Linked DNA regions of Homo sapiens: all the other regions are linked to region 4. Evidence: chromatin loops called from intact Hi-C (ENCODE). Cell type or tissue: B cell. All regions are shown on one strand.

Evidence for each region. Hi-C counts contacts between places; a loop is a spot of excess contacts. Peaks named below come from ENCODE experiments on the same cell type or tissue, not always from the same donor. Only the 100,000 strongest peaks of a DNase experiment are listed, where the experiment ranks them.
Region 1: a loop joins it to region 4, with 3 times the contacts of the local background. A loop is called at or near these places in 8 of 110 quality-filtered maps.
Region 2: a loop joins it to region 4, with 9 times the contacts of the local background. A loop is called at or near these places in 26 of 110 quality-filtered maps.
Region 3: it touches region 4 in a loop (2.0-fold over the local background); 5 of 110 quality-filtered maps call a loop at or near these places.
Region 5: a loop joins it to region 4, with 2.0 times the contacts of the local background. A loop is called at or near these places in 6 of 110 quality-filtered maps.

Annotation. Positions count from the first base shown.
Region 1 is chr12:116,701,060-116,706,059 of GRCh38, reverse strand. No RefSeq gene overlaps it. Among named protein-coding and RNA genes, the nearest start is that of SPRING1, 35 kb to the left of the region's middle. In B cell, CTCF peaks have their summits at 2,464 and 2,663 (motif pointing left); a DNase peak (open chromatin) is centred at 2,649.
Region 2 is chr12:116,234,239-116,239,238 of GRCh38, reverse strand. MED13L (mediator complex subunit 13L) reads left to right here. Exons shown (of 31, transcript NM_015335.5): 2 at 1,534-1,771. Among named protein-coding and RNA genes, the nearest start is that of MED13L, 41 kb to the left of the region's middle. RefSeq lists a cis regulatory region at 1,992 and an enhancer at 1,920-2,064. In B cell, CTCF peaks have their summits at 2,702 and 2,903; a DNase peak (open chromatin) is centred at 2,888; H3K27ac peaks cover 1,204 bases.
Region 3 is chr12:116,007,239-116,012,238 of GRCh38, reverse strand. MED13L (mediator complex subunit 13L) reads left to right here. Exons shown (of 31, transcript NM_015335.5): 10 at 3,107-3,838; 11 at 4,603-4,828. Among named protein-coding and RNA genes, the nearest start is that of LINC02463, 120 kb to the right of the region's middle. In B cell, a CTCF peak has its summit at 2,238; no DNase peak of the experiment used is centred here.
Region 4 is chr12:116,064,321-116,069,320 of GRCh38, reverse strand. All of the region lies in intron 4 of MED13L (mediator complex subunit 13L), which reads left to right. Among named protein-coding and RNA genes, the nearest start is that of MIR620, 82 kb to the left of the region's middle. In B cell, CTCF peaks have their summits at 2,308 and 2,512 (motif pointing left); a DNase peak (open chromatin) is centred at 2,490; H3K27ac peaks cover 1,641 bases.
Region 5 is chr12:116,192,967-116,197,966 of GRCh38, reverse strand. All of the region lies in intron 2 of MED13L (mediator complex subunit 13L), which reads left to right. Among named protein-coding and RNA genes, the nearest start is that of MIR620, 47 kb to the right of the region's middle. RefSeq lists a silencer at 489-783 and an enhancer at 489-783. In B cell, CTCF peaks have their summits at 2,493 and 2,698 (motif pointing right); DNase peaks (open chromatin) are centred at 2,146 and 2,786; H3K4me3 peaks cover 1,339 bases; H3K27ac peaks cover 4,178 bases.

The sequences.
Region 1 (5,000 bases), 640 kb before region 4:
GTGGTCTTGAACTCCTAGACTCTAGCAATCTGCCCACCTTGGCCTCCCAAAGTGTTGGGGTTATAGACACATTTTAAAATACATATATATATTTTTCTAATTGCAAATTAATACACTGCATTACAGAAAATTAGAGCAATACAAATATGAAGGAGAAAATAAAAGCTCCATAACCTTTCTACCTGTAGACAACCACTGTTATCCTTTGATGTGTATCTATTTTCATGCACACATGCGCTTATATATTAATATATTTAATAGAAACAAAAATTGGAATCTCATTATATTTTACCATGTTGTAACCAAATATCCCTTAAAGGGCTTTGAAGGATGAGTTGGAGAGAAAGTGAGTTGCACGCCACTGCGGAGTTGGGCAGCCAGAGTCAATTTCCACCACGCATGCATGGATCATGGAGAGGGGTGAAATCCCACATTTCATTCTGCATCTCCAAGGGCCATCATTCACAGGGAGCTATGGAACCCAGCAGCCCTGGGGCCCCATTCTCTCTCTCTCCCTTTCTTCACCTAACAATGTAATGGGAATGGTTTTCCATGTTAAATAGTCTAGCATTTGATTTTTTGGTAACAGCTTTATTGAGATATAATTTACTTACAATTCACCCATTTGAAGTATACAAGTCAATGACTTTATTCACAGAGTTGTGCATCCATTACCACTATCAATTTTATTGATTGATTGATTGATTGATTGATTGAGATGGAGTTCCGCTCTTGTCAGCCAGGCTGGAGTGCAGTGGCACAATCTCAGCTCACTGCAACCTCCACCTCCCGGGTTTGGGTGATTCTCCTGCCTCAACCTCCCGAGTTGCTGGGACTACAGGCACATGCCACCATGCCCGGCTAATTTTTGTATTTTTAGTGGAGACAGGGTCTTTTTAGTAGAGTCTTTTGTGTCTGGCTTCCTTCACTTAAAATGATGTTTTCAAGGTTCAATCATGTTGTAGCATGGACCAGTACTCCATCCCTTTGTATGACCGAATAGTATTCCATTGTGTGGCTATACCACATTTTGTTAAAATACTCATCTGTTGATGGACATCTGGATTGTTTCCGCTTTTGGCTCTCATGAATAATGATTTTTTTCTGTTCTTTTCTTTATTTCTTTTTTTTTTTTTTTTTGAGACAGTCTCGCTCTATTGCCCAGGCTGGAGTGCAGTGGTGCGATCTTGGCTCACTGCCACCTCTGCCTCCCGGGTTCAAGTTATCTCCTGCCTCAGCCTCCCAAATAGTGGGATTACAGGCATGTGCCACCATGCCTGGCTAATTTTTGTATTTTTTTTTTTTTTAGTAAAGACAGGGTTTCGCCATGTTGGCCAGGCTGGTCTTGAACTCCTGACCTCAAGTGATCTGCCCGCCTTGGCCTCCCAAAGTGCTAGAATTACAAGCGTGAGCCACTACACCTGGCCAATAATGCTGCTTTAAAATTCATGTCCAAGTTTTTCGTGGACATGAATTATGTTTTTAGTTTTCTTGGGATATGAAAGAGTGGAATTGCTGGGTCAAATTTGATCAGTGTTTCCCCTTTTGAGGAACTACTAGACTGTTTGCCAAAGCAGCTATACCATTTTGCATTTCCACCCACAATGTACAAGGATTCCAATTTCTCATCACATCCTTGCCAACACTTGTCATTGTCTGCTTTTTAAAATTATAGCCATCCTAGTGGATGTAAAGTGGGGTCTATCGCAGGATGGTTTTGACTTGCACATCTCTGATGGCTGATGATGTTGAACATCTTTTCATGTGCTTATTGGCCATTTGTGTATCTTCTCTGGAGAGAGATGTATCTAAATCCTTTGCCCATTTTAAAATTAGCTTTTATGTCTTTTCATTTTTGAGTTGTTAGAATTCTTTATATATTCTAGATCAGATTTGCAAATATTTCCTCCCTTTCTGTGGTTGGTTTTTTTCACTTTTTTGATGGCGTTCTTGGAAGCATAGAAGTTTAATTTTGATGAAGTTCAATTTGTCTAATTTTTTTTTCTTTTTTTCTTTTTTTGAGACAGAGTCTCACTGGGTCACCCAGGCTGGAGTGCAGTGGTGTGGTCTCAGCTCACTGCAACCTCTGCCTCTGAGGTTCAAGAGATTCTCCTGCCTCAGCCTCCAGAGTAGCTGGGATTACAGGTGCATGCCACCATGCCCGGCTAATTTTTGTGTTTTTAGTAAAGATGGGGTTTTGCCATGTTGGCCAGGCTGGTTTTGAATCAGCCTCAAGTGATCTGCCTGCCTCAGCCTCTCAAAGCCCTGGGATTACAGGCATGAGCCACCGTGCTCAGACCACCACTTGGTTTTCTAATGACTGAAGATATTCCTTGGAATGGATGTGCCATAAGGGGATCATTGTTTGACCCTAATTTGCATCAAGTTCTTTGTTTTAACTCCCACCCCCATGTCTTTATTCTGGAGATTATCTGGAGTTCAAGCTCAAGCCAATTGCAAATTTCATCCGATCCTTGCAGCTGTTTTAAACACGTCATTGGTCGACCTTCCTCTGTTCCTCCCTCCCAAATGTGTTTAGTGGTGTTCGGACCTCTGCAAAGCAATAGATGAGGTTCCCAAGTCTCCAAGTAGCCAGCTTCAGGTGCCCTGTCCCTGACCTTTCATTGCCCGGGGTTGCACTAATGCAACATTGCAGGATCACGTCGCCATCTGCTGGCAAATGTGGGCAAATGCAATGCCAGGAACCCTACGATTTAGCCGTCTGTTGCTTCTCCAAGGCAGATTGGCAAGTCTATCATTCCTTTATTTATTTTTATTTTTTTATTTTTATTTTTTTGAGATGGAGTCTCACTTTTGTCGCCCAGGCTGGAGTGCAGTGGTGCGATCTCGGCTCACTGAAGCCTCCGCCTCCCAGCCATCGGCTGATTCTTTTCATTCTGGCCGACTCCTGTTGCTTTGTAAGGGCCTTCCCAACCTTTGGAGGTAGTGTCTAAATACTAAACCACTTATAAAACGGAATCTGTTTTCTACAAAGCAAGGAAGTTTATGTACTTCTTGTTCCACGGGCAACTCTTGGTGCCTGAAAAATGTCATCACCGAGTAGGAAGCAATAGGTTATTTCAGGCGAGGAAAGGACAATGGATACAAATAGTTTCTTGTGTCATAATGGTCATATTGTCAGCATTATATTTGTTAAGTCTCTGATTCTCCCGAAGCCAGAATTCTCTCTGGCGCATCATTATTCCTGCCTCTCCCAGGCCTCTGGGTCGATGCACTGTCCCTGCCTGCTGATGAGAAGAGGAGGCCCTGAAAAGACAAATGATTGACCTTTGATTGTTTTCTAGAACAGCAGCAACTTTGTATTTTTCAAGGAATGATAGGCCAGGTGCAGTGGCTCACACCTGTAATCCCAGCACTTTGAGGGGCCAAGGCGGGCGGATCACTTGGGGTCAGGAGTTGGAGACCAGCCTGGCCAACATGGGAAACCTTATGTCTACTAAAAATACAAAAATTAGCCAGGGCTGGTGGCATGCACATGTAATCCCAGCTACTCGGGAGGTTGAGGCAGGAGAATCGCTTGAACCTGGGAGGTGGAGGTTGCAGTGAGCAGAGATTATGCCACTGCAGTCCAGCCTGGGTGAAAAGAGTGAATCTCCATCTGAAAATAATAATAATAATAATAATAATAATAATAATAATAATAATAATGGAATGATAGACTAGCTAGGGAGTGAAATCATCAGTACCCAGGATACCATCTTATGCTCAGGAGATATTTTAATAAGTATTTAGTGAATGAATCAAAAAGATCAATCATTCTGTATGTTGACTTTTTTGTTTTTTTTTTTTTGAGACAGGGTCTCATTCCTTCACCCAGGCTGGAGTGCAGTGGTGCGATCACGGCTCACTGCAGCCTCAACCTCCCAAGGTTCAAGTGATCCTCCTGCCTCAGCCCCCCAAGTAGCTGGGACTACAGGCACAAACCACCATGCCCAGCTAATATTTGTATTTTTAGCAGAGACAGGATTTCGCTATGTTGGCCAGGCTGGTCTCGAACTCCTGGACTTAAACAATCCCCCCGCCTCGGCCTCCCAAAATGCTGGGATTACAGGCGTGAGCCACCATGCCCGGCCTTGACTTTTGACTCACTTTTCTTTTTACCATACCCAGCTGCTTTATCCTGCCCTAAATGCCTCAGTCGTTTCAATAAATATTTGTAACACTGTTCAATGAGAGCATGTGTTTATAACTTTTCTTTCAGTCTTTAACAAAAGGCACAAAAATGTGATTTTCTAAAATGTACGGAAAAATGTGTACACAAATATTTACAACAGCACTATTCCAGTAGCCACAAGGTAGAAATAGCCCAGATGTTCATCAGCAGAGGAATATTTAAACAAAATGTGGTCTACCCATGCAGTGGAATATTATTCAACCATAAACAAAATGTGGTCTACCCAAACAGTGGAATATTACTCAGCCACAAAAAGGAAGGAAGTGCTGATCCATGCTACAACATGGATGAAACTCGGCAGCCTGATGCTAAATCCTAAACAAGAAGCTAGTCACAAAGGCCACATCATCTATGATTCCACTTAACGAGAAATGGCAAATCGGAATATAGGCACATCTGTAGAGACAGAAAGTAGATTAGTGGTTGCTTGGGGCTGAAGGGACTGGGGGAAATGGGGAGTGATGGCTAATTGATATGGGATTTCTTTCAGGGAGGTAATGAAAATATTCTAGAATTGATTGTGAGAATGGCTGTGCAACTCTGAATATACTAAGAAATATACGAAGATGGCCAGGGGCGGTGGCTCATGCCTGTAATCCCAGCACTTTGGGAGGCTGATGTGGGAGGATCACTTGAGCCCAGGAGTTTGAGACCAGTCTGGGCAGCATAGTGAGACCCCAGCTCTTCAACGAAAAAAGCAAAGGAAAGAAACATACTAAGAATACACTTGTATGTGTGGCATGGGAGAATGGAACCCAGCACAGAGAGCTGAGTGGGCTTGAGCAGACAGACCTGGGCTTCCATC
Region 2 (5,000 bases), 170 kb before region 4:
GTATCTCAGCGTAAAATATAAGTTACTGATTTTTAGATATTTTTAGTTTGTATATTATCTTTGTAACTTTTTTGAAGCAAAACCTTTTTTTTTGTTGTTTGTTTGTTTTTGTTTTTTGAAACAGAGTCTCACTCTGTCACCCTGGCTGGAGTGCTGTGGCATGTCACTCAGGCTGGAGTGCCGTGGCACGATCTCGGCTCACTGCAACCTCCGCCTTCCAAGTTCAAGCAATTCTTGTGCCTCAGCCTCCTGAGTAGCTGAGATTACAGGCACACGCCACCACGCCCGGCTAATTTTGGTATTTTTAGTGGAGACGGGGTTTCAGCATGTTGGTCAGGCTGGTCTCGAACTCCTGACCTCATGATCTGCCCGCCTAGGCCTCCCAAAGTGCTGGGATTACAGGCGTGAACCACCGTGCTCAGCCTGAAGCAAAACCTTTTTAATTTGGATTAAATGAAAGGTGATTTTTCTTTTTCTTAAATGTGGTCATTATAGTGATTGATTGCTTTAGCACTTTTAATATGTTTCAATTATGTTAGTAGAAGATATGGCTGTTTTCTACCTAGTGGTACATGTTATTTTTGCAAACAACTTGCTAACAAAAATAACTGACCTTGTGGGGAAGGAGATGCGTGAGTAAGGATTCAATGCAAGGGCCACCTGGGCTGTTTGGTACAGAATTAAATTATGAATCTGTTTTACTATTAGTTTTCAATATATAGCTGTAGTTTATAACTTTAAGAAATTTAGCTTTCGCTTGTGTTGAAACCTCTTTGAAGTTTAGCTCTTAACTTAAGATTTAAGACATCTTGAAATATAAACGTATGTAATGGATCAAAGATACAGTATTTGTTCTCTGCTGGTTGCAAGTTCTCATGTTTTACAATGTGTGTAAAAAATAAAATACCAAACTACATTAGGGAATTGTTATAGAAGCAAAGCTTTTCTGTTTGCTACATGTTAAAAAACATGAATAAATTGCTGATAACTTTGTATCAGTTTTCTTAATTGCTTCTACCTAAATAGACTTTTGGCATTCATGATGAAACACTCTCGTACTTCATGCTAACTGCTTCCCTAATTAAAAAAGGACTTAAACTGTGGCTTGTGGATGGGAAGAAATTATTTGAAAGAAATTATTTCATATATACAAACTTATTTTTAAAATCTTACTTGATTTCTAAATATAATTTGTGAGTTGAATATTGAATGATAACATAGAAAATAGTTTTCTGCATAGAGACTTTATAGTAAGTGTTTAGACAAATTAAATTATTCAACAGGAAATAATGATTATCAGCTTGTTTTATTTTAGTATTTAATGTAAAGAGCTATGTAGAAATCTTGATAGAAAGTTTCTCCCACCTTAAAATTCGAGAAGATTGACATACATTCTTCACTGGGAGGAATCTTATGATATGAAGTTTCGTGTAAATATTTATTTTAGCACAATTGCTTTTCTGTATGGAAGACTGTTTTTAGTGGTCTGTAAGTAAAATGAGAAAACGATTACAATTTTTTGTCTTTTTCCAGGCTGAACTCACGGGAATCAAATGGCGTAGGTACAATTTTGGAGGGCATGGGGACTGTGGACCCATAATTTCAGCCCCAGCCCAAGATGATCCAATTCTGTTAAGTTTCATCCGCTGTCTGCAAGCTAACCTGCTTTGTGTATGGCGTCGTGATGTCAAACCAGATTGCAAAGAGTTATGGATATTCTGGTGGGGAGATGAACCCAACCTAGTGGGTGTAATACATCATGAACTGCAGGGTAAGGTTTCTGTTTTTTTCTTAAAAATTATTTGCATCATATTTTTTTGAACATTGATAAATTTCAAACAGATTATTAAGACTTGTCTAAAAGAACGATCTTAAGTGTTTCATGGATGTCTCTCTCAAAAGGAACATTCTCACCCCTCTTCCTCCCATCCCTGTTTTTTTTTCCTAACTCTTGTCCTTTTCCAGTTATGCTGAGAATCAGAACCTTGTGAACCGCTGCTGTTAAATGAGAGTATTGTGTCTCCTGGGTGCGGTGGGGTGGAAACCAGGCTAAGATCCACTGTTTTTAAATGATAGTGAATTGTGAGTAACTAACAAGACAGTGAATTGAACAGTTACTGTTTTTTTCCTTGGACTGTGGTTGTTATGGTTCACTGCCAGCTGAACTCTTTGGTGGAAAATTGGAGAGTGATACAGAAATTTAGTTTTGAGCCTAATTGGACAAAATTGTGAGATTACATTGAATAGTATTTTGAGGAAAGATGAATATATGGGATCTGGTCTGAATTGGGTGTAGCAAATTTTCTTTTGCTTTTATTTCTGTTTTTCATGTAATTTGGTGATTCCAGGAAACATTGGCTCCGGTGTTGCCTGATTTTTAGCTTCAGATTGCATCTGATATCTGGAAACTGAATTAATGTAAGAGTTTCATTTTTCTGTGCTGCTTTATATATTTACCACAGTTTTATGAGCAGGAACTTTTATCAGTTGTCTTTGAATTTCTGGTAAAAATTTTTACCTTTTTATCTAAGTGTTTCTATTTAGTATGCAAAGGGATTTTCTCAAGCAAGACTAATTCTAATCTTTAGTTAGGGTATTAACTCTTTTTGACTTAGTCTCTTAGAACCATCTTTTATTATCTCCAAACTATATTGTGTTAATCTGTGTCTGAAAAATTTCAGATCGTGTTTGAAATGTTTTGTTACTTGATGTTTTTAATGTTTTTTTTTTTTAAAGGAAGGAGTAAAACTAACTGTAATGTATGTTCGAGGCTCTGTTCTAAAGCTTTTACATTTGCCTGAAGGATTTCCTGCCAACTTTTGCTTGACACCTTGCTAGTTTTTCTTGGCAGCCATTTTTTATCTGTGATATCTCCTGCCACAGCAGCCAGAGGGCGGTAAACCACAATGGACTAATTGAACTGTTTACTTTATGGTCCATTTGTCTGTTCAGCTCAAACCTTTATCCTGATATTTTTTAGGGTATTTGGTCTATAAATAAGAGAACCATTGTGGGTGACATTGCTTGCTTAGCTGGGTAATCAGCAAAGTCCCAGAACTTAACATTCATCTCAAAGCCTGTTCTATGTAGTTAGCAGTTAACTTAGGTAAAATTAGAGTTTCAGAACATCTGGATTCTGTTTATCAGAATTTTAAAAATAAGATGTCACCTAGAAGATAATTACAACATTTTTGTTTGTCCATTAAAATATGAAAACATATTTTTACTTTTTTTCCCTATGTAGTAGAGAGGTATAAAGCTTTTTAAAAAGTGTCTTTCTTATCTTTCATGATTGTTTCTGACTGTCATCTTCTGTTTCTCTGTATTAATCTCTTACGTTTTAGCTTTTTGGTCTGCTCTTTGTTAGTGTGGTACATATAATTTTGTAATGATGAGGAAACCAAACCCAACTGCTAATGAGGGTTATTTAGTTGATAATATAGAATAAATTTATTTATCTATGCCAACGGAGAAAATCGTCAGTGTTCTTAGAAATAGCTTATTAAATTATTGTGTTATTTTTCATGGGCTTTGTTACTGAGTTAACAAAAAGGAGTAGGGCATTTAAATTTTGGGATAGTTGCTTTAGATTGCATGTGTAAATTAATATCTTAAGTATTTTTTGGTAAAGAGTTAAGCAAAGATTGAATTATTTTTAGATATTTTTAAAATTACAGAAACACTACATTTAAGTTAGAAAATTAGGAAAACAGTCATCATATGGAGAGAACAAAGAAATAAAAATACTGAAGTCTGAAAGAGTTTTAGATGTTTTATGTGTAAATGAAATTGGTACCATACAGTTTTTCTAATTTTCTAATTAAATGTAGTATTGTGAATATTTTCTCTTGGGAATGATTACTTTTCTTTGGAGTTTGATAGTGGTATAAACTGTTTATATTTTGTATTCTATCAGGAAAGTATTACAGTAATGGAATAATTATAATTTCATTGAGTGCGTCTCCTCTTTTTAATATGAATTTTGAGCAAGTTTTTAGATTCATTTATATGAAGTGTCCATTTTTGTAGGTAAAAGTAGTTGAAAAAGGTAATGTATGGTTCAACCTAATAACAGAAAATATCTAGCCTTAATTAGAAAAATAAGTCATAAAGACAACTTTGTTTCAAATAAGGGGAAATACGATAGCAGTCATGAAAAACTGAAGGATACAAAGAGAATATTTTAATTGGTAGCCATACAAAGTGGAGATATTTTAGAATCTATTTCATTCTCTAATATATTTGAGTCATTTTATTTTGGGTAAAATAAATTATAGGCGGAGCATGGTGGCTCACGCTGGTTATCCCAACACTTTGGGAGGCTGAGGGGGCCCAAATGCTTGAGGCCAGGAATTTGAGACCAGCCTGACCAATATGGTGAAACCCTGTGTTTACAAAAAATAAAAAAAAAAAATTAGCCAGGTGTGGTGACGTGCACCTGTAATTCCAACTACTCGGGTGACTGGGGCTGGAGGATCACTTAAACCCAGGAGGCCAAGGTTGCAGTGAGCAGAGATAATGCCACTGCACTCCATCCTGGGCAACAAAGTGACACCTGTCTCAAAAAATAAAATAAATAAATAGTAGCAGAATCCTTTTAGCAGGCTTTAATGTTAAGCATGAGATTACCATTATTTGTAACATTTTTTAAATAGGGACATTTTACTGTTTCTTACATTGCTGCTTATTTATGTTATTTGGCATTTCCTGGCTGGTCACGGTGGCTCACGCCTGTAATCCCTGCACTTTGGGAGGCCTAGGCAGGAGGATCACCTGAGTTCAGGAGTTGGAGACCAGCCTGGCCAACATAGTGAAACCCCCTCTCTAGTAAAAATAAACAAAAATTAGCTGGGCATGGTGGTGGGTGCCTGTAATCCCAGCTACTGGAGAGGCTGAGACAGGACAGTCGCTGGAAACCGGGAGGCAGAGGTTACAGTGGGCTGAGATCACGCCACAGCACTCTGCTGGGCAACACAGCAAGACTCCATCTCAATAAATAA
Region 3 (5,000 bases), 57 kb after region 4:
TGACTTACCACTCTTTGTTGTAGTAAAGAATCTTACCATCATAGGTTTTCATTAGGGTTCTTAAATTCTTTAACTGGGCATAAGTCTTAACCCCCAGCTCATTTGACAGTTAGAAGAAGTGGTGATGATTTTTCACCACGACTGGGCTATTTTGAGTAGCCCTGCTTCTGAAATATACACTTTCAAATTTGATACTGTTCAATGTTGATAAAAAGTTCAGGTGAGATAAGCATATTTAGAAGATGGCCATTCATGTCTCTGGTGAGATCAGGGTTTCTTAATGTAGCATGAGTGACTTGGCTTCAGGCTGAGGAGGTAGTCCATACGCCCCCTGCATATATGCAGACTGCTGCGTGTGTACACTTAGGGAACAGCTTTGACACGTTTTCCTCTTCTCCCCTGCCCCTTGAATTGATTCTTTATCGAGCTCTGCCTTGGTAGCCTCTTGTTGAGAGATGTAAGGATAAGCCTAATGAAACTCATTATTGATTTTTCAGGGAGGATGTTTTTGAAGAAGTTGCTTGCTCATTAAGGGTTCCCTCTCTGAGCATGTGAGAGCCTCTCTCTGGTGTTAGTAGGTGAATACCTACTTTACTCTTGTCTCTAGGCTCTTGTGAATTGTGTGACAAAAAGTATTTTCCCAGTAACTTTGACTTATGGACAGCTCACAGCCAAGTTAAGGCCCGCCTTTAGCACATACATAGGATATAAACTGTAGTGTATTTAACTTTTCTTTCATCTTATTTTCCCTGCTCTTTCCTTAGCCCAGATTTTTTCACTTAAAAAGATAACGTATTTACTGACTTTTACACATTTTTATTAGCTACCTGGAATTATTTTTGTAACACGTTAAGTGTAAATAAACAAATAATGCTTTGCTTTTTGTTTTCTGGAATTATTGTTGTATTTCTTTGCCAAATGCATATATCTTCAGGTCTTTTTTTTATAACCATATGCATACCAAGGCACCATTCCATTGACTTTCCAACTTCTGTCCCAACCTGACTTTCACATAGTCTTGTATTTTGGGGGATGCCTTTAAGAAAAATCCTTAGGCTGGGTGCAGTGGCTCACGCCTGTAATCCTAGCACTTTGGGAGGCCAAGGCAGGCAGATCACGAGGTCAAGAGTTCGAGACCAGCCTGACCAACATGGTGAAACCCCATTTCTACTTAAAAAAAAAACAAAAACACAAATTAGCCAGCCATGGTGGTGCGTGTCTGTAATCCCAGCTGCTCAGGAGGCTGAGGCAGGAGAATTGCTTGAACCCGGGAGGCGGAGGTTGCAGTGAGCCGAGATCGCACCACTGTACTCCAGCCTAGACAGAGCGAGACTCCATCTCAAAAAAAAAAAAAAAGAAAAATCCTTAATTTTTGCCATGTATGCTTCCCTGCAAACCTGGAACCCTATTGTGGTCATTTTTATCACAATTTTCTCTTCCCAGCCTACAGACTTGTTAGATGTAATCTGTCACTGGATTTCACACTGACTTCCTTTGAAATGCCTATTGTAATCCTTCTCCTTTCCTTGTTCTTTTAGTCATGATCTATTTCTACATGCTTGGGCCCTGCCTCAGGTTTCTTCCTACCACCAGTCACCCATATAGTGTGCCGACTTCGTCTGATTTTCCCACTGCCTGCATCAGGTTCTTTTCCTGCTGAGACGCACTGTGATTCTCTCCTACCTACTGTGCATTCCTCATTCTAACCTTTTTGCAATGTAGCTGAATCATTAAATACAGTTGAAAAAACTTACTTTATGATTAGATTATCCACTTTGCAAAAAATCTTTACTTTGAAGAGGGTATCATAAAGTGTCTCTCAAAGAACTAGTGCGGGTAAATGCTCTCTGAGAAAAAAAGTCTAAAAGACTTTTAAATTTTAGGTTTTAAAGTAAGTACCTTCATAAGTTATTGAGATACTTTCTGATGAGACGTTCACATGTTACTGTGGTACCATGCTCATTGAGCTTAAAGACAAGAAGTTCAGGAGTGTTTGTTTTTATTTTTTTAGAGTAGCAAAGACTTTGGCAAGAGTATTTGCAGATTATCTGCTGCAGGATTACCAAACCCATTATGGTACAGACCACTCCTTCCACTCTTTAATGGCCTTATGGAGCAGGGCAGCCATCCTGCTGTCCCACTAAACCATCCCATTATGCCCCACAAATCCGTTTTACTGCTCACTAGGGCATCATTTAGGGCAATGCAGCAGTAATTTAATGCCACCCTAGTGGCCTCAGAGAGTTACTACTACACCGGCAGGAGACCTCATATTTTTCCCCGGGAATGATTTATATATTGGGAGGTACTGGCTGACATGCAGTATAACTTTGTTGTACAGATTAAACCTTGGCATCATGTAGTGGGCTCTTACTGAGCCATTTTTCACACCCATGCTTGCCAAGAAGTGTGTTAAGATGTGAGCCGACTTGGTTTTTCTGCTTAGATGGTTCAGGTGCATTTGTGTATGTGTGGTGTTAACTTCTGTCATTTTAACGTGTGTCTGTAAGATCCAAAGTTGTCTTTTATCCCTTCTTGCCTAGATATAGTGGCACATAAAGTTTCTAGTATATTTATCCTATTAAATGTTCTTAGGATTGAAACTTACTGTTTTAGTTCCACACTTTGAGGCAGAGTAGTTGCGTAGTTATTTTATTCCCAATTTACAGCACTACAAGCCATTATAAGCCATTCTATATTACAGTTAGTAGAGTGTTATAAAATAGAAATTGGAAGCTTTGTTGTTTCTTGGCAGAGAATCTCATGACTCTACTCTCATGGTTTTAAGATGCAGTATGAATAGGTTATCTGAGGCCCTCACCAAATCTAAAAGATTTGGGTTTTTTTGAATCAGTGATTTGTAGGGATTAGCAATGTACCTTACATCTTTTGCTGTGCCCATTTCTTATCTGCTTAACTTGTATGTGATTGATTCTTCATTTTTCATTGGGGTGTATTGTGTTTTTTAGTTATATAAGTATAATTAAAAACTTAGAGCCCTTTTATATGTATTAGTACATCTAATGTATGCTTTAAAAGGCAAAATTTTGTCAGAGAATCTCTTTTCTTAATGTTATAATGATGTAATTGTTTACTCTCATTTTAGGCATAAGCTTTTAAAACGTTGTGCAGTCGGGCCCAATCGACCTCCCACAGTATCTCAACCAGGGTTCAGTGCAGGACCATCATCATCTTCATCTTTACCACCTCCTGCTTCTTCTAAGCACAAAACAGCAGAAAGACAGGAAAAAGGAGACAAGCTGCAAAAGAGACCCTTAATACCATTTCACCATAGGCCCTCTGTGGCCGAAGAATTATGCATGGAGCAAGATACACCAGGACAGAAACTAGGGTTGGCAGGGATAGACTCCTCCTTAGAGGTGTCTAGCAGTAGGAAATATGATAAGCAAATGGCCGTGCCTTCCAGAAATACAAGCAAGCAAATGAATCTGAATCCTATGGATTCACCTCATTCCCCTATATCCCCTCTGCCACCAACACTCAGCCCTCAGCCACGAGGTCAGGAAACAGAGAGTTTGGACCCACCATCGGTCCCTGTGAATCCAGCCCTTTATGGAAATGGACTAGAACTCCAGCAGTTGTCTACTCTGGATGACAGAACTGTCCTCGTAGGCCAAAGACTGCCTCTCATGGCAGAGGTCAGCGAGACAGCCTTATATTGTGGGATTAGGCCCTCGAACCCGGAGTCATCAGAAAAGTGGTGGCATAGTTATCGTCTCCCACCCAGTGATGATGCTGAGTTCAGGCCTCCAGAGCTCCAGGGTGAGAGATGTGATGCCAAAATGGAGGTAAACTCAGAGAGCACTGCATTGCAAAGGTAAGACAGCTCTCTGCACCACCCACCCGTCCACCGGAAGGGCATGGGCTCCCTCCCCATCTCTACCTGCTAAACTTTCAGATTCAAAATTGAAGTAGGCTTTTCTTTGTCCTTCTTGACTCCGGATATGGAAAATGTTTAATGGTCAAATGCTTTGTCCTACTTATAGGTTAGCACACATGTCATTTGACACATGGGCATATAAAGAACTCTTTATGCCATTTAAGTACACTCCAAATATATTAATACATTTTTGCCCTACTGTTTGTTAATTAAAGAATATAGCTTTATAAGACTTTCCATACTGCTGTCAGTGCCTTCTTTGTATGTTGACATTTTTGAGGAAGGCTTTGCCTGCATTCAGGTGTATGTATCATGTATCTAGTATAATATTTATAGCTCTTTTGAGCCACCCATTCTAAAACTTTACATAGATGATCTCATTTAATCTTCACTGTACCATATTATTACGTTAATTTTATAACTGAGAAACTAGGGCCATGCAGTTAGTAAATGACACAGATGGAATTTGAAACTAGGCAGTCTGTCCTGAGAACCTGTGCTCTTAAGTGGAATTGATGGACCCAGAGACAAAAACATATATTCTTGACAAAGTATGCTAATTTTTATTTAATCATGAATATAAACTGTAAAAGCAAATCACTATATCGGTGAATTTTTAGTTGTTTTTACAAAAAGTTTAAACTTTGTAAATGCTTTAAGGCATAAATGCTCTTTTTTTTTTTTTTTTTTTTGTCTTTTAGACTCTTAGCACAACCTAACAAACGGTTTAAAATCTGGCAAGACAAACAGCCCCAGTTGCAGCCACTCCACTTCCTTGACCCATTGCCTCTATCACAACAACCTGGAGACAGTTTGGGAGAAGTGAATGACCCATATACCTTTGAAGATGGTGACATAAAATACATCTTTACAGCCAACAAGAAATGCAAACAAGGGACGGAGAAAGATTCCCTGAAAAAGAATAAGGTACCATTTAACAGAGAGAGAGTCCAGCATGGTGTGGGTTTCTATCTATGTCAGTACAACATGTGTGGGAAGACTTTGGAGGCAGAACGTTTGAGATAGTCTTGCCTGATTGCTCTGTCCCCATATTCATGCTCTTGGTACTATTGTATTGAACAGCGTATTGTTCCTTTTT
Region 4 (5,000 bases):
AGTAAATCTCATCTTCCTAAACAGTGATATGTGAAGGGAGTTGGCTAGATAGCATCTACTAGGGAAATGGACAAAAGTTAGAATTGTTCTTAATGGGAAGTGAGTTCAGCCGCCAACAAGTCTTGGTTCCACGTATCATCTTTAATAGGGCTGCTCAGGATTCTTTTGGCATTATCTTCCATTTCTATTCCTGTTTCTGGCGTATAGACTGCTTTTATGGTCTGTTGTGGGGGAGAAGATGTCCACATTGAATGAGATAGAGGCTCTGCGTTCCTTGGGGCATGAGTTTTCTCAGACACTTCAAGGGAGGCACTGCCTTTATCATTCTCATGGCACTCGGTAATGACGTTAGTGCTGCATTCTCTTGACTACGCTGACTCTTGGATCCAGTTCATTGCCCAGGTTATAACCAGAGTTCTCAAGTTTTGAACCTTAAATGAGGGACATGCACGCCCCCCCACCCCCCGCATTAAATGTTAAGGGTGATGCCAGTGGTAGTGTATGGTTGTACACAACAAGAACAGACAGGTATTATTACAGGTTAGAATCTTAACAATTTCAGGGAGAGTACAGATTGGAGTCCTTAAAATATAAATTAAAAGTTCAAATTTAAAACACTGACATTCTGAAAAGCACATGTAGAAAGTCAATTCAAGTTAGTAGATGGAATTCAGATTTCTTATTCTGAGAATAGCTGTTGCCAATCCTAGGGCAATAAACAGAGGCAGCAGAGGTCAGAAAACACATGTATAGGCCAGTTATTCTACCATCCTGTTTCCCACAATCTGTGTCAAGATTTTGCCATCCATACTTCAGTTTGTGCCCAATAATCCTTTAGTTGATCATTTTGGAAATCCTAAACAGTGTATCAGGAGTGTTTGTATTTAAGAAGTGGTAGTGTTTGATAAATGATAATTAGCAAAATATAGCTCTACAGATCATATTATCAATAAATTCGTATTTAATTGGCATTTGTTTTAAAAGCTCTTATTAAGAAAACTGTCCTGTTGAAATGAGCCTTGCTGTTGTGGAGATTCTTCTGGCCTGTGTTGTTCACAGTGTGCTTTGTTGTCCCATTAGTATTATCAGCTGTCAGATGCATCTGAGGCTGATTACGGCAGGCACATAGAACTTTCCAGTGCTAGATTCACGAAGAACCCCTGTACCCTGAAGCTTATGTTAGATAAAGAGGCCAGTATGCTTGCTCATTGTTGGTGCGTTTCCTGTATTTACTCACATCTATAAGCAGAAATGGGCTTTGGTCTGAGGGTTCATACTGTATTTGTGTCAGCAATTGTGGTATCTAAAAGTGACTTAAGTGAAGTAGACTGGTTAAGTCAAACCCTTTCACATATCATCTTTCTGTCCAACACTTTGGATAAGCTAGTGTAATTAAACAGATGAAATAAGTTGCCATGAATAATCTCTTTGTTGTCCTTTATTGAGTCTTGTTGTGTTCCAGACATTTGCTGCAAGCTTCGTATATGCGCTTACTCACAGTTCATCCTTATTTTTGTTCTGTGAAGTAAGGATTGTTATGTTCATTTTATAGATGAGAATACGCAAGTGTCTGGTGCTTTTAGTAGTGACTGGCATAGATAGCCATGCCACAAATCCAAGTTGGTCTGACTCTAAAATCTGTGCCTTTCACTCCTACAGCATCATTACTCTAATGAATAACTTTGGGGGGATGCTTTATAAGAAATATTTGTTTCATGCTTTTTTGCTTGTTTTGTCAGGTTTATCACAGATGATGATATCCAATATATAATAAATGTAATAGGGGAGATGAGGCATCTACTTTTCAGTAGCATTTATTGAGATCTAACATCTACCATTTTATTTATTTCATCCTATATTCTGATGGGGGATCTCCAAACTGTTGTGCAAAAGGTCTGTTAAAGTGCAGGGAGAAGAATATTAGAGTCTCTAGGTCTCTTGTTTGTTTCCTTTGAAAATTCCAACTTCATATATGCTTCATAACGTATATAATACATTAGTCAAATACCATACTTCATTGGTTCTAATATGTCTACAGTTGATGTATTTCTTAGATTGAATGAAATACAGAGGTACACATAGAAAATTAGAAAAATAAATATACAAATATTATGGATGTATTTTTTAATAGGAGTGTATAATAAAAATAGTTTTTACATATTTCATATTCTCTGTTTATAATTCTCTATCTTATAGCTTTTTTTCATCTCTTGTTGATTATTTTTGATTGTGTGTCAGTATATTTCCAGTATTGCAGGGTTCACTTTGTCCTCCACAATTATTTCCACTCGCAGAAACATTCATCATTTTCTCATCACCTTCAGTTGTTAAAATCTCTTACTTTGTTGTGGTTGGTTGTACATTTCTTATTTGTAATGCTTTTGTTTGTTAAACTTAATAGAGTCAGTTATTTAAAACTTCATGAAACTAAGCATGAACCTGTCCAACTGTAGAAGATGAAGTAGCAGGAAGTGTTGGAGTGGCTGCATGTGACCGCTTTCGCCCTCTGTTGGTAGCCGGTAGAGTTGATGCGCTTTTGCTCTAGAGTTTTTTTTTTTTTTAATACAATTTTGAAAGTTGAAAATTCACAAGTTAGGGGTCCTCTGTATTTTGTTACAGATAAAAACTCTTATGAGATTCTGTAATTAAATGTAAAGTTCTTACATTGTTTATAATCATAGTGTTACAGGATTCTCATACTTTGGAAAATTTAACAGTATAGAAGTATATATTAGATTGGTGCAAAAGTAATTGCGGTTTTTGACATTGAAAGTAGATAAAATGCTCACACAATACCTTAAAGTAGCACAATAATGAAGTTTGAGTAGTCTTTAGAAGAACATACGATATTTAACAGCATTTTTCAAGCAAGGCTAAAGATGTGAGTCCAGTTTCATTCTCTTAATCCCATGAAAATAAATCCCTCATTCTTGCTGTTTACCTGTACAAGGTGTGATACAAATGAGTTTTCTTTGCATAGAAAGTAAGTCGTTTTCTTCTCTCATAGGCCACATTAAAGAAGTATCACTCTTTATTTTTGTCTTAGCATCCTCATTGAAAAATATTAATGTTCCTCTCAATGAAAACTCTTTACCTTTTTTACTTTTGTGTGTCCAGAGTGCGCATGCTTTTCACTGTAGCTGCTCCTCAGTCTTATTATTTAGAAGGAAATGGAACTCTGTGTGTGCACACGTGTGTGTGTGTATGTATGTGTGTGAGAGAGAGAGAGTCAAAGACAGACTGAATCCGACTTGATAGCTTTTACAAACGCATTTACAGTCTATCACCTTTGTCCTACTTGTGCATTCACACACAGATTCTGCAGTTATGTGCTTGTATAGCTCCTTCTCACACAAGGCAGAGCACTCTACTTAAGCAGAAAAACTGCAACTGATGTACTGTTTTCTTTACTGCATTTGTCCAGTGCTGCAGTAGAGCAACTGTCATTGTTTTGCACAGTTCTGTTTTTCTTCCAAAACTGCCTGTGGCAATTTGTACTCATTCTTTATTACCCAAGGGTTTTGCAAGCAATAAAATAATGTATCTGACTACTTAATGGCCTAATGTGATTCCCTCTTCAGAGAAACAGCAAAGTAGAAGACTTCTTTGACTTTTCCTCTTCGCTGACCATGCAATATTAGGCCTCTTGGGACATGTGTTTTGATGTGCTGCCAGAATGCAGTTAGAGATCTTACTGTATTGCAATCATATTTTCTTCAGAATCTTATAAACTGTTTATAAGTAAAGCTTGGATCTGGTCAGAAGGAATATTAAATGGTCTACATGTAATCTTGCCTTGGAGGGAAATTTATTAATGTGGTATCTCATATTTTACATAATTTCTTCAAATTATCTTCAGATCATATTGTAAAAAATCAATATGACACTATGATGGTGAAAGTGAAGTGGTAAAATACTTTTCTTTATTTTTGCCATCTATTTATTATACTCAGCATATATATGCATATGTGTGTGTATTATTTTTGCTATCCTCCCGGTCCTTATTTAAGAGCATACCATACATGTAAACATTATTTTCAAACACATATACACACACGTACACACTGCATAATGACACTTCAGCCTACTATGGACTCCATATATGACATAGTCCCAAAAGATTATAGTGGAGCATATGTAGAAACCTGATGTATGGCACTTGATATTGGCATTGCAGATCAAGTAAGAGGTATAATTAATATTTAATAATGTTGCTGGGACATTTGATTTTCCCTATAAAATTTTATATAAATAAAAAATATATACCATTTAGGTTTGTCTGGGTACAATCTGTGTTGTTTGTACAGCAATGAAATCACTTAGTGATGCTTTTCTTAGAAGGTACTTCCATTGTTGCTTGACTGTATATACATATAGACACATATATTTATTTTAAAGCGGACTATATGCCACACATTGTGCTAGATGCTGGGGATGTAACAGTGGACAAAATGGATGGGGCCCTTGTCCTCATACCATTTATAGTTGAGTCATGCTCTACAATGTGGAGATTGGGTACATAATGGTGTGACGAGTCTCAGTGCCGTACCAGTGTCAGATGGAAGAGCTGTAAGGAGAAGAAGCTGCCCTTTTGGCAGTATAGTACCGTAGAAGGTTTAGTTGCTTTGTTGTGTGTTTAAGCAGTCTTCCTTGTTTGCCTTCACCAAAGTAGCTCACTGTTAGACTTGCTGAGTATTAATGAGACCCTGGGAACTCCCTTCTCCAGCTGAGACATCAAGTAAGCTGTTGTTAAAGCTTCTTGCTTTCGGTCATACTTTCTTCCCCAGGCATCTGGGGCCCCAGATTCCAAATTTTTTAGGAACAGAGAAACTTAATCAAATTGACCTCTTTTCATAAGAAATAAGTACAGCTGGCCCTCCATATCGGTGGGTTCTGCCTCCAAGGATTCAACCAACCACAGATTGAAAATATTTTTAAAAAGTACGTCTGTACATACTCGGTTGGCTAAGTCTGAGTATGTACAGACTTTTTTCTTGTAA
Region 5 (5,000 bases), 130 kb before region 4:
GGAAATTCTTGCTTTTATATGAACATGTTAAAATTCTTTTGGCTTTCTACAAAAGAAATGGATTGCTGGGTGATAAATGCCAATTTAAAATGTTACACTACTTTGATTAAAAAATCATAAAGAGTTGCTTTCTAATTTTCATGATTTTTAGCTAGCAGCTGGTGAGTAACTGCTTTTTTTTTTTCCTTTTTTTCTTTTTTTGAGACGGAGTTTCACTCTTATTGCCCAGGCTGGAGTGCAATGGCACAATCTCTGCTCACCACAACCTCCGAATCCTGGGTTCAATGATTCTCCTGCCTCAGCCTCCCGAGTAGCTGAAATTATAGGCATGCGCCACCATGTCCGGCTAATTTTGTATTTTTAGTAGAGATGGAGTTTCTCCATGTTGGTCAGGCTGGTCTTGAACTCCTGACCTCAGGTGATCCGCCCGCCTCGGCCTCCCAAAATGCTGGGATTACAGGGGTGAGCCACCACGCCTGGCCAAGTAACTGCTTTTGAAGCAGTTGGAGCTCCCATTTGTGTCCCAGAAGAACATCTTACTGATGAAAATAAAGTAGTGGTTGTGCTAAATGACTGAAGAATGGACAACGAGATAAAGCAGAGAACAGAGATAGAGTTCCTTATGGCAGTGGGCCAGAGTCCTACTGACATGTACAGATAACTAAAGAAAGCGTGTGCTGTGTATCTTGTGCTGTCAGATAGATGCTGACTGAACCGTGCTAGTTAGGGAGACCAGCCCTTCAGCCGAGTACACGGTTTCATCTTTGCAGTTAGGCTGCAGGACTGCTGCTGTATTTTCATCCACCGGAGCTTAATATAATTTTAAGGATTATGTGGGTGGAGGCTTAGACTAAAGTAAAGTGAGTGTGCTGTTTATCACCAGCAAAGAGTATGCTTTGTCTTGAGAGAGAGACACTGAACTGATGTTCTGTCTTATTGTTTGTGTTTTCAGACTTAATATGGTTACTGTTCAAACTACTATATATCTTTGAAAGATTCCCATTGATATGTATTCCCATCAAAAAGAATTACTAAGTATATAACTAGATATAAATGCCTTCAAATTTTGAAGACATGTCTGTCTAATGCTAAAATTAATGCACTTTTATTAATCTGATAGTGCCCCTAAAATACACAAAACTTTAACCAGCTGTATGTCTTAACTAGTTTAGATAAAACCATCAGATTCTTAAGCTATGTAGACACAGCTGGACCACCAAAAAGAGAGTTAAAATTTTATAATATAAATGCAGCCTAAATTATCAGCATTATTACTTTTCTATTTATTTTAAATTTGGAGAGAAAGGTTAAAAGATACTTCTGATTGAATAAATTGTGTTGATGGCAGTAGGTTTGCTTTTTGATTGTATATTTGGTTTTAGTTAACAAGAAATCCTGTTACTCAATTCTGTAATCTACTATTCTAGTACTCTTCTACCCCAATCACAAGTTTTATTGCCACCGTTTTGGAAAGAAAGCACTCTTATCTCATGTGTCATTTCTCTGGGTGTTAGAAACTGAATTTAAAGGACTATTAAGTTGCAGCCGAAGCCGAAGACTGGGCCAGTCAGACTTTTTTTTTTTTTGTTAATTGCACCTTACTTATTGGCCCTGTTTTCAATTTTGCTCTGTGGAAACACCCAGAGGACCTCTGTGGTGTTCTTGGGTAGCATGTATTCTGTACACAATTTGGCCCTCTAAAGTGAGGTCAACAGTAAAAAATATAATTTAAAAATTAAGCTAGATGAGTTCAACCAGTAATTTTTTTTCTTGCTACTTGAAAGTTAGATTATCCATTAGGTTATAATTTTCTTTGTTATGTTGTTGATCTGGATAATATATGATTCAGTGTAATTTTTTCTTTTCTCATTGCCTCTTTGCTTGTTCTGAAACTGCTGTTAAATATATCATTGAACCTTGTTTTCTGGCCTCCATAATATATCTTTAAAACTTCTTTGCCTCTGCAACTTTCTAGTTAAATTCTTCATTATTATTCTCTAGTTTATTAACTCCTTTTCAATTTTTACTGTTTACATTTTATCTCTTACTCAGTTTTTCATTTCCATTGCTTATTTTAAAATTATTTAAAACTTACTTTGAGTTAAAATATTCATTCTTTAGCTTTTAAATTCTTTTTCATTTCCACCTAGCCTTGTTTCACTTCTGCTTGTTGTGATTTTTTTTCCCTTTATAAAAGAAATTTTACTCTTTTATAAAGAGTAAAAGAGTGGCTCACGCCTGTAATCCCAGCACTTTGGGAGGCTGAGGTGGGTGGATCGCTTGAGGTCAGGAGTTCAAGACCAGCCTGGCCAACATGGCAAAATCCTGTCTCTACTGAAAATACAAAAATTAGCTGGTGTGGTAGCGCACACCTGTAATCTCAGCTACTTGGGAAGCTGAGGCAGGAGAATCGCTTTGAACCTGGGAGGCGGAGGTTGCAGTGAGCCGAGATTGTGCTACCCTAGCCTGGGTGACAGAGCCAGACTCTATCTCAAAAAAAGAAAAAAATTTTAAGCATACTATTTTCAGGCTTTTCTGTTTCTATTTTGTTTGAAGGGATTTTGTATTTCAGTTGCTGTGTTTTTATTCGTTTTCTTTATGTCATGGTACAGCTTTGACTGGGAAGTCCCCCCACTCCCCACAGTCCCTTCTAGTGGTTTTGCACGTATTCTTAACTGCTTCTCCCTGTTGCCCCCACCCCCACCAAGGTCTTAGATTGGCAGCAGAGGGCACTTGTCTCCCACTGATGGTAGATACACCTGCATCTTTGTTCCAGTTGGCCAGGCAGTGGGATAGTGTGGCTGAAGCCCTAGTATTCTCACTTTCCTAGGCACTCAGTTTCTGAGAAGACATACTTCCTGAAAGTCCACACAGCTTACTTACCCCCAGGCAGCTGTTAGTAGCAGTTTGTTTTCAGCCCAATTTCGGCCTCAGTCCCTTATCTTAGGTGGGCCACTTTTATTCCTGTTTCTATAGGATCTGAAACCTAGGCCTTCACTGGTTCCTTCTGAAACCAGAGCCTAGCAGCCCTATACCTTCTGCCCACTCTCTGTTACATATTTCTGTTTCATGGTGATGCTGGTCTTTTTTAGTTAGGTAGGTCTTTAAAATGTCTTCTCCAGGATTTTGCCTGTTGTTGCTTTGTATTTGAAACAGGGTGGGTTTTCAAAGCAATTTATGATGCCATCTTGATTGGAAGTTCCAGTAAATTAAAAAAATTATTTCTAGCTTATTATATTTCAGTCATATTTTATTTTTAACAAGCTTTTGATTTTTTAAACAATCTTGTGAATCTTTTCATATTCTCTAGAACATATAAATATTTCTCTTTATGCAGTTCAGCCAAAGTTTATTTAGCATTGTGGGCTTAATATTTTCGTGATGCTTTTGAATGTGGTTAAGGTGAATTTGATCAGATGGATTGAGGATTTGTAGATGAAGTAGTCCTGAATGATTTTTACTATGATTAGGAAATACCCTGTACTTAAAAAGAAGTAGGGGTGGCTGGGAGTGGTGGCTCATGCCTGTAATCCCAGCACTTTGGGAGGCGGAGGTGGGTGGCTCACCTGAGGTCGGGAGTTTGAGACCAGCCTGACCAACATGGAGAAACCCTGTCTCTACTAAAAATACAAAATTAGCTGGGCGTGGTGGTGCAAGTCTGTAATCCCAGCTACTCAGGAGGCTGAGGCAGGAGAATCGCTTAAACCCAGGAGGTGGAGGTTGCGACGAGCCGAGGTTGCACCATTGCACTCCAGGTTGGACAAAAAGAGCGAAACTCTGTCTCAAAAGAAAAAAAGAAGTAGGGGTGTGGGTATAGACAGGGTTATTTTTTTGTTTTTTGTTTTTTTAAATACCCTTCCGTCATCTTCTCTTCTTTTGTCATTTACATCTACATCTTTAAAAATTGGAGATAGGAAATATTCTGATTGAGTAAACTTATTTAGGTTCTGGTAAAGTTTTGTAAATTGCTGAAAGGCTGGAAAGTTAATTGGAGCTTTTTAATAGTGAAATTGAACTTTGTTAATGTCTTTTTGCTAACTACTTTGATCAGCTTTAATCTTTGACTAGCTTCTCATTGAGTTCATTCATAAAGGTATTTCTTAGGAGACTGATGTACAGTGATCGGTTTACTTGTGAGTTACATTCTTTGGACTGGATGTGATTCTTGATTGTGACTCCTACTATTCCCATGATGATTTCCTTTCTCTAGAGAAGCAGATATGTGGTTTTCATTTCTTTGTGCTTTTTCCTTTGATTTTGGGGACTCTGATTATTAGTAATTAGAAATTCTTACCTTTTTTTTTAAACAAAAATAGCGAGGTATTAGTGATTATTAGGAGTTTTTTTTTTCTGAGAGATTTCTACTTTACACTAAATCTTCATCTTGACCAGATTTGACAATGCATTTAGATAAACTACTTGAGAATTTTTTTGGAAATACCGAAAAATAATTAGATGACTCACATTTCAAGTACTTCTAAAACAGTAAGTTAATATGTAGACCTATTCTCAGTTGATATTTGTGCTTGAGTTTAAAGTTTAGATGTTTTGTTCCTAAGACAAAGCATGGACAATATAGTACTTCTATTACATTGAAAAATATTTTTGATTATTTCTAAAATAAATAAGCTTCAGGTTAAAAACTTAAAATTATTAAAGACAGGATTTTGCTTTGTTGTCCAAGCTGTAGTGCAGTGGCATGATCGTAGCTCACTGCAGTTGCAAACTCCTGGGCTCAAGCCATCCTCCCACTTCAGCCTCCCAAGCAGCTGTGACTACAGGAGTGAGCTACCATGCCTGCCTAATTTTTGTTTTTTTTGTTGTTGTTGTTTCTTTTTGAGAAGGCGTCTTGCTCTGTTGCCCAGGCTGGAGTGCAGTGGCATGATCTCGGCTCACTGCGAACCTCCGCCTCCCCAGTTCAGGCGATTTTCCTCTGTCAGCCCCCTGAGTAGCTGGGACTACAGGCACGTGCCACCATGCGTAAGTTTTTGTATTTTTAA